2 separate regions of the Homo sapiens genome follow, and region 1 is linked to region 2. Evidence: chromatin contacts called from ENCODE Hi-C or POLR2A ChIA-PET data. All regions are on one chromosome and are shown on one strand. The core of a region is the stretch at or near the end of the contact, and the rest is flanking DNA. Distances in the headings are between cores, read along the strand shown. Region 1 overlaps GALNT2 (polypeptide N-acetylgalactosaminyltransferase 2). Region 2 has its middle 9.1 kb from the start of LINC01736.

Region 1 (3,901 bases), core at 1,265-3,764, 200 kb before region 2:
CTGCCTTCTGCCATGTGAGGATACAGCATTTGTCCCCTCTGGAAGATCCACTGTTCTTGGCGCCATCTTGAAAGCAGAAACCAGATTCTCACCAGACAATGTGAGCCCTGCCAGCTTAAAGATCTTGGACTTCCCAACCTCCATACTATAAGAAGTAAACTTCTGTTCTTTGTAAGTTACCCAGTCTCAGGTATTTTGTTATAGCAGCACAAAACGGACTATGACAGAGACAAAGCCAATGCCCTTACCATGCGCCTCCAGGCTCCTAGGGCTTGGTGCCTTGACTCCTCTCAGACCTCACCTCTTTCTACTCTTCCTCATGGCCACCTGCCTAGCGACTCTGGCTTCCTGCTGTCCTTTAGATAGGCCTGGCACACTACCTCTTTGGGGCCTTTGCCCTTGCCACCTCCCCTGATGAGAACTCTCTTCCCAGTTATTCAAACGCACACTCCCTCGTCCCTTCCCTCAGGTCTTTGCCTAAACACCTTCCTGTCAGTGAGATCTTCCCTGATCACCTGTTTAGTACTAAAACCCTTGACTCTTTCACACTCCTAACCTCCACCGCTTTTTTTTTCTCTTCTGTATTTAACATGCTTTTTAAAAACCACATAATTAATGATTTATTTTATTGTTTTCTCCCCCATCCTCTTAATGTGAGCTCTATGACGGCAGAGTTTTTTTTTAATGTTTTGTTCACAGCTGTTTCCCCAGTGACCAGAAAAACACCTGTCATGTAGTTAGCACTCAAATCTTTGCTAAATAAATGCATAAATCCAAGAATAAAAATAAATCTTCAGTGAATATAAAACTTTAAATCCAAGTACAATATTCCTATTGGGATATTTCCTTTTTTAAATAACTTGAATTTCCAAAGAGGTGTGGATTTTCTCACATTATTGTCAGATGAAGAAAATCATGGCTTATTCAATATAGTTAAGATAGTCGTTACTATAAAAGTCTGAACTTTAAATTTTACAGATGGCAGTGGAGATTATGGGCCCTCATAGGTTCTACCATTAACATTTAACAACTCCAGAGTACAGGCCAGGCATGGTGGCTCATGCCTGTAAACCCAGCACTTTGGGAGGTAAAGGCAAGAGGATCACTTGAGGTCAGGGGTTTGAGGCCAGTGTGGGCAACATAGCAACACCCCATCTCTACTAAACAATTTTTTAAATCAGCTGAGTACAGTGGCGCACACCTGTAGTCTTAGCTACTCAGGGGGATGGCTTGAGCCCAGGAGTTTGTTACGGTGAGCTATGATCACATCTCTGTACTCCAGCTTGGGCAACGGGGTGAGACAACTCCAAAGTATATGTGAATTGTCAGTTACACCAGTGAACAGATCGGTGTTTTGACTTAATAATGAATGTACCATAAACTGACAATGCTGCTTCTTTTAAGTTCATTAGAAACATCACAAGTAATCTCCGAAACCATATTCAAGTGAAATACGTAGCCTAAATGACAAAAAAAGTTAAAATAAATTTTACAGTATTTTGACTGTTTCCTAAAATATACAAAACCCTTCCACTGAAAAAGAAAGTTGTTCTTTCAGTTTCATGGTTCCACGACGGGGGGCAAAGTGATGGGTTTTAAATGGATAGTTGAAGTAGGACAGTTTGTTAGGACTCGAAGATTGATCTCATTTATCAAGCAAAACTCTGTTGACTCCATTTTTCCTGGTCTAATTTCTTTCTGAAATAGGTAGGATCACTGCTTCACAGCTATTTCCACAACTGTTTTTGGTTCTATGATAAAACAATCCAATACCATCTCAGTGTGACAGAGGCATTCACATACTGGAAGCTGAAAGTCTGCCAGCCATGTCACACACATTTTGAGAGCAAAGTGTAACAAAATAACAGTTCATTCTTTACTTAAAGCTGATATATATACAAGCCACTAGTCACTATATTAATGTCCTGAATTTGTGTAATTAATGTATGTAGTTTATGTGTACATCTGAGCCTAATAAAAATGCTGTAAGACAGGCCAGGCAAGCATGATTATTGTTTTACAGATAAGAAACCCAGGGTTTACAGAGATTATTTTAACCTCAGTCTGGGAGCTAACAGCTGGTTGAGCTATTAATAAAAGCAACACATCCCAACTTCAAGCCTGTATTTCCATTTACTCTCCTTCGAGATAGACATTATTGCTCAGGGCAAAATTTATAAACTGCCAAATTCAGAGTGGATTTGAATTCCAAATAAAACACTCAGGTGTTTTTCCTGCTTCCAGTGACAGTAAAGTTCCTTGCTGTAGACCAACCTACTCACTAAAAGCAACCAGAAATTCGGGATGAAATACACTGAAGAATCTATTTGAAGGCACTAGAGAGCTAGCAAAGCAGCCAGGTGTGAGGTCAGGTTTCCAGAAAGGAGAAGCACCTAGAGAGGAAGGCCAACATTCTCTGATCCTCTTCCCCTCAAACGGCATAGAGCCAAACGGCCGACTGAGCCGAGCAGAAGCGATGGTCTTGTAGGTGCAGAGCCAAGTGAAAGCTTCTGGAGGTGCTGTGGAGCTGTGGAGGCCAGAAATGGACTTCAGGGCTTGCTGAGGAAACTGGGCTCTGATACATATCCCAGACTTCCAGGTCGAATCCCACAGGGCTACTTCCTAGTGGCAAAAGAGAACTGGAAACTCACCAGCTCTCTCACAAAAGACCGAAACCCAGCTTTATACCAGCTCAATTCCAGACTTGATTAAGGTGACCTGCCCTATTTTAACTGCCTGCCAGAGAACAAAACTAAATCCTCTTTGGAGGAAAAAGTCAGTGAGAGCCCTGAAATATCTCGGTATTTATTCATACACAACAAAACACAATCACTGAAATGAAGAATTCAGCAGTGGATTTAAAAGCAGACTAGACAGAGCAGAGGAAAGGATCAATGAACAGGAAGCAGGCCAACAGAAATATATCCAGACTGAGACACAGGGAATCAAAAAGAATAAAAAGTACAGAAAAGAGCTTATGAGGGACAGAGGAAACGCAGAATTATCTAACAAAGATGAAATTAGGGTCTCAGAGGAAGAGGAGACAGAACTGCAGCATGGCAAAACTGACAAGGCATGAAGCTCAAGAGTCAGGAAATTCCACAAATCCCAAACAGGTTCAGCACAAGGAAAACAACTGCTAGGCATATTATGGCAAAATTGCTGAAAAAAAGAAATATCTGAAAAGGCAGCTGGAAGGAAAAGTCAAATGTCTTCAAAAAGAACAAGACTAACGGTAGACATTTCGCCAGAAACAACAAAAAACAGAAGACAACTGAAAGACAACGTAAAGGTGCTGACAGTCACTGTCAACCCAGAATTTCACAGTCAGTGAAAAGACTCTTCAAAAACAAAAGTAAGCCGGGCGTGGTGGCTCACACCTGTAATCCCAGCACTTTGGGAGGCTGGGGTGGGCAGATGGCTTGAGGTCAGGAGTTCAAGACCGGCCTGGCCAACATGGTGAAGCCTAGTCTCTACTAAAAATACAAAATTGGCCAGGTATGGTGGTGGGTGCCTGTAATCCCAGTTACTTGGGAAGCTGAGGCAGGAGAATCACTTGAACTGGGGAGGCGGAGGTTGCAGTGAGCTTAGATCACACCACTGCACTCCAGCCTGGGCAACATGAGCGAGACTCCGTCTCAAAAAAAAAAAAAAGTAAAGTTAAGATGTTTTCAGACAAACAAAAGGATACAATTCATTGCCAACATACTGGGACTAATAGAAATACTAATGAAATACAGAAGGAATATGGTCTTAGGTAGAAAAATAGAAATATAAGAAATGAGGAGCAATGGGAATATAAATATGTGAATAAATCAAAAGGATATTTACTGCATAAAACAATAAAAGATATCCTATAGAGTTTATAAAGAAAGAATTAAGCTAAATGACAACAAGAGCA
Region 2 (3,695 bases), core at 430-2,929:
TTATGAAGTTTATAAATAAATAAGTAAACTATTTAGTATGCCATATAATGACACATGCAGTGGAGAAAAATGAAGCAGGGGCGGGGGATAAGGAGGGTTGGAAGGGAGGACAGGAATAAATAAAGCTCTGCCCTTACAGTGTGAGTCTAGACAACTAAATGGATAATTGAACTTTCATAGCTGCAATGTAGGTACCCTGAGGTTTGGGTGTAGAGACTCTCTGTTCTCATCTCTGCCTTCACCATCTTGGAAGAAGGGCTGCCTTTTCTTCCCCTTTTCTTTCTAATCCAAAGTAACTTTACATACATAAAGTCATGCTGATATATATATATATAAAATAAATGAGAAATATATATATCATATATATATATCTGATAAATGAGAAAGGCATGATCCTATGAGTGACCATCCCTGACTTCTTCCAAGAGGGACAATCTGTGAAGGTCAGTGCAAGTGGCAAAGTCATGGGAAGAAAAAGAAATCACCATTGGGCAATTTGGGGTAGAGGGTTGCTTGCAGCCAATCTTGTAACTCACAGCTTTAGGGAAAATATGACAATCTAACTGAGCAGGGGTCCTTGGGACTGAGGAAATTGCCCTCACAGGGTTAATGAGAATTACAAGCCAGGCTTTAGGCAGAATTATAGTTAAGCATTGACCAGGGAGCACTTGTGCCCTTCAACCTCCTTCCCCGCAGCTGCTAACTAACCAAGAGCTATGTAGCATGCTGGCCACCTGCTCCCTGCCATTCCTATAGATAGAATTTCTGACGCTGGACCTTTATACTGGAGAATTGCTTAAGGTGTTCTTCAGATTCTGAATTCCAGCAGAACGATTGACGCCAATCGGTCTGAGGACCCCCACCAAAGAACTGACTCAGCACAGAAATGTGGTTTCATCATCAATGTCCCCCTTCACTTATCAACCAATCAACCACTTCCACATCCTACTCCTTCAACCCTCCAGACCCCTGAAAAAACCCATCCCCAAACCTGTCAGGGAGTTGGAACTGAGGTTTCCTCCCATCTCCTCATTCAGCTACCCTACAATTATTCAACTCTTTCTCTGCTGCAAACTTCGGTGTCTCAGTATATTGACTCACTGTGCATCAGGCAATGAACCTAGCACCATTACACTGAGAGAGTCTCAGTAATTCGGAGTGTTATCAGAATTGAGTGCTTGGAAGGGTTTGGGAAGAAATGAGTTTAAATCAAACTCTTTTGAGGGAAAGTAAGAAACAGATTTTACAGGCTGCAGCCAGCTGTAAATTTGTTTTAGTGCCAGAGTTTTTAAGAAGTGGATTTTACAATCTATAAATCAGTTTTATTTATGAACTTGAACTTGATCTATTCTTCTTTCTATTATTTTTATAAAATAGGCCAAGCTTCCCTGGTGTTCTTTGGACAGTAAAGCAGAACAATTGTGCAATATCAGAGGTCCCCAACTTGTATAACTTAGAGTTGTCTGATTTATAAAGAATATTTCTAAAGAATTTTCTACAATGGGGGCTCCCCTGCCCTGCCTTCCAGGCCACTACTGTGGTTGAGGAAGGTGAGGGTCACCCCTATGCTTGGCTGAGGACAGAGCCAGGGAGAGGGATGGCACCCTTGGGACTCACACCCACCCACCTCGCGGGTGAAGTGGACTTTCACCAACCACGCTGGCAGTTAACTTCCATCCAAACAGAGTCTCCATGGAAAAGTGAATTCTGAGTTACAAACAGCCGACTTTAATCCAATTTTGCAAGTCACATCCACATGGGAGGGATGCCAAAGAGAATGACAATGACATAGGACCAGAAAGAAGACACCCTGCTTTGTTCAAGGAAAGAAGCTCTGCTCTCAACCCCCAGAATACTCAGCCTCATCTGGGAGGCTGAACTTGGCTCTGGGTGGGGGATGGGAAGAAGCTCACAGCACTTGCCCTGAAAGTGACCAATACACTGATGGAGGACCAGAGCCAGCAACCGGTGCCCTAAGGAAACAATCTACCCAAACAAAAAGGGTGAGCCACATCCTGAACGACCCTAAGCAAGCAACCTGCTATTTCCCTTTTGGGAGGTCTGAAGCAGGAGGCTAGCTGCCTCTCTTGGTTTTGGGCAATGCTTCCCTCTGGGGGAGAAGGGTTTAAGGCCTAGTGAGTCAGAGTCAACCATGCTCAACCTGGCCCTGATTTCAGTCTCTGCTCTCTTTGTCCTCTGAAACCTTGTGAGAAAGTAGCAGACACCTGATACTGCAGGCTCTTCTCACTTGCCCTAAGAAGATGGGAACCTGTCTTACACAAAGGGCAGCCTGAAAGTGGTAAATTCTGCTGTCCCTTAAGCCAGCCACTGAGGATTCTGGTCACCAGAATCACCTAGGGAGCTTTAAAAAATACAAGGATGCGGATATTTGGCTCCACTGCAGACAAACTGAGTCAGGAATTCTGGGATGGGGTCCAGGAATGTGTACTTTGTGAACCTTCCCAGATGATTCGGATGATAAACCAGGTCAGGGGAAATCTGATATAAGGAGCCCGAAAAGAATTCTCACTGTGGTGATTCAATCATTAAAACCCTATCGGCACATGAAGAACTCTTCCAAATCAATAAGAAAAATATGAAGCACCCCACAGAAACATAGACAAAAGTGATTTCCTTAAAAGAAATGCAATGGTCAGTAGCTACATGGAAAGATGTTTATCCTCACTAATAAAGAATTGAAGCAACCAGATGTAATTGTTTTTGCACAACAATTAGCAAAGACTTAAACACTGGATAATTCTGAGCGTGGCAGGATAAGAGGAAACCCACACTCTTGTCTGTTGGTGGGAGTGTGAACTGATGCAATGTGTTTGGAGAGCAATTTAGCAATCTCTGTCAAAATTTTACATGAACGTAGCTTTGATGAAGCACTTCAAGGATTTTACTCTGCAGAGATACTTGAAGCAGCATGCAAAAGATACATGTACACACATGGTCCTTGCAGCATTGCTTGTGATAGCAAGGACTGGAAACAACTTAAATCGCCACTAATAGCAGACAATTACACATTATGGTACAACCACACAATGATTATTATTCATTTGTTAAGAAGAACAGGCTAGATTTACATCTACCTATCTCGGGGGGATGTTACTTTGTGGGAAAAAAAAAAAGCAGTTATGTAAGTTATGTATGGTTGGAATCCATTTTGGGTAAAACAAAACAAAGGTAGAAATAGGTATTTGTGCGTATATGTGGATAGAATATTGAGAAAGAAGTTCAGGAAACTATAAAATGAAGTTACTTCTGGAGAGTGGGAATAAAGGTTTAGGGGAGAAAACTATCTTTTATTTACTTTTCACTTGTCAACATTATGAATTATTTGAATTTTACCATGAGCATATATTACCTTTGTAAAACAAAATAAAGCAAATGCACTAAAATAAAGAAGTTAAAACATACATATACACAGCCTCTATGAGTACGGTGACTACCTCACTCTCTGGTCTCACTCCCTGGAGCAGATGCCCCTAGGGTGGGGGCCACACCTCCTGCGCCCACCTCTGAATTTCACTGCAGCCTCATGGGCCAGTCCATGTGAACTTAACTCCCTTCCAGCAACTAGCACTTGCCACAAGCCTGTGTCCTTTCACTGTCTACCCCAGGGCCTTTACTGATGTCCCTTGAGTCTGACACCTGAGAAGGACAGGAGATGCAGCCTCTCAGGAGCAATC

The links. Hi-C counts contacts between places; a loop is a spot of excess contacts on that map. ChIA-PET counts read pairs that join two places held with the same protein, here RNA polymerase II (POLR2A).
Region 1: a map of gastrocnemius medialis shows a loop between it and region 2 (4-fold over the local background). The contact joins two enhancer-like sites. A Hi-C loop is called at or near these places in 1 of 168 maps with a recorded cell type or tissue (gastrocnemius medialis). POLR2A ChIA-PET finds 5 or more read pairs at or near these places in 2 of 52 experiments (Caco-2 and OCI-LY7).

What each region holds. Positions count from the first base shown.
Region 1 is chr1:230,213,869-230,217,769 of GRCh38, reverse strand. All of the region lies in intron 3 of GALNT2 (polypeptide N-acetylgalactosaminyltransferase 2), which reads right to left. Among named protein-coding and RNA genes, the nearest start is that of GALNT2, 150 kb to the right of the region's middle. Within about 2 kb of position 2,514, at least 22 of the 41 ENCODE cell types and tissues checked have a DNase peak (open chromatin) inside an H3K27ac peak, as active enhancers do; they include gastrocnemius medialis, where a contact is called at or near this core.
Region 2 is chr1:230,009,940-230,013,634 of GRCh38, reverse strand. No RefSeq gene overlaps it. Among named protein-coding and RNA genes, the nearest start is that of LINC01736, 9.1 kb to the right of the region's middle. Within about 2 kb of position 1,679, at least 2 of the 41 ENCODE cell types and tissues checked have a DNase peak (open chromatin) inside an H3K27ac peak, as active enhancers do; they include gastrocnemius medialis, where a contact is called at or near this core.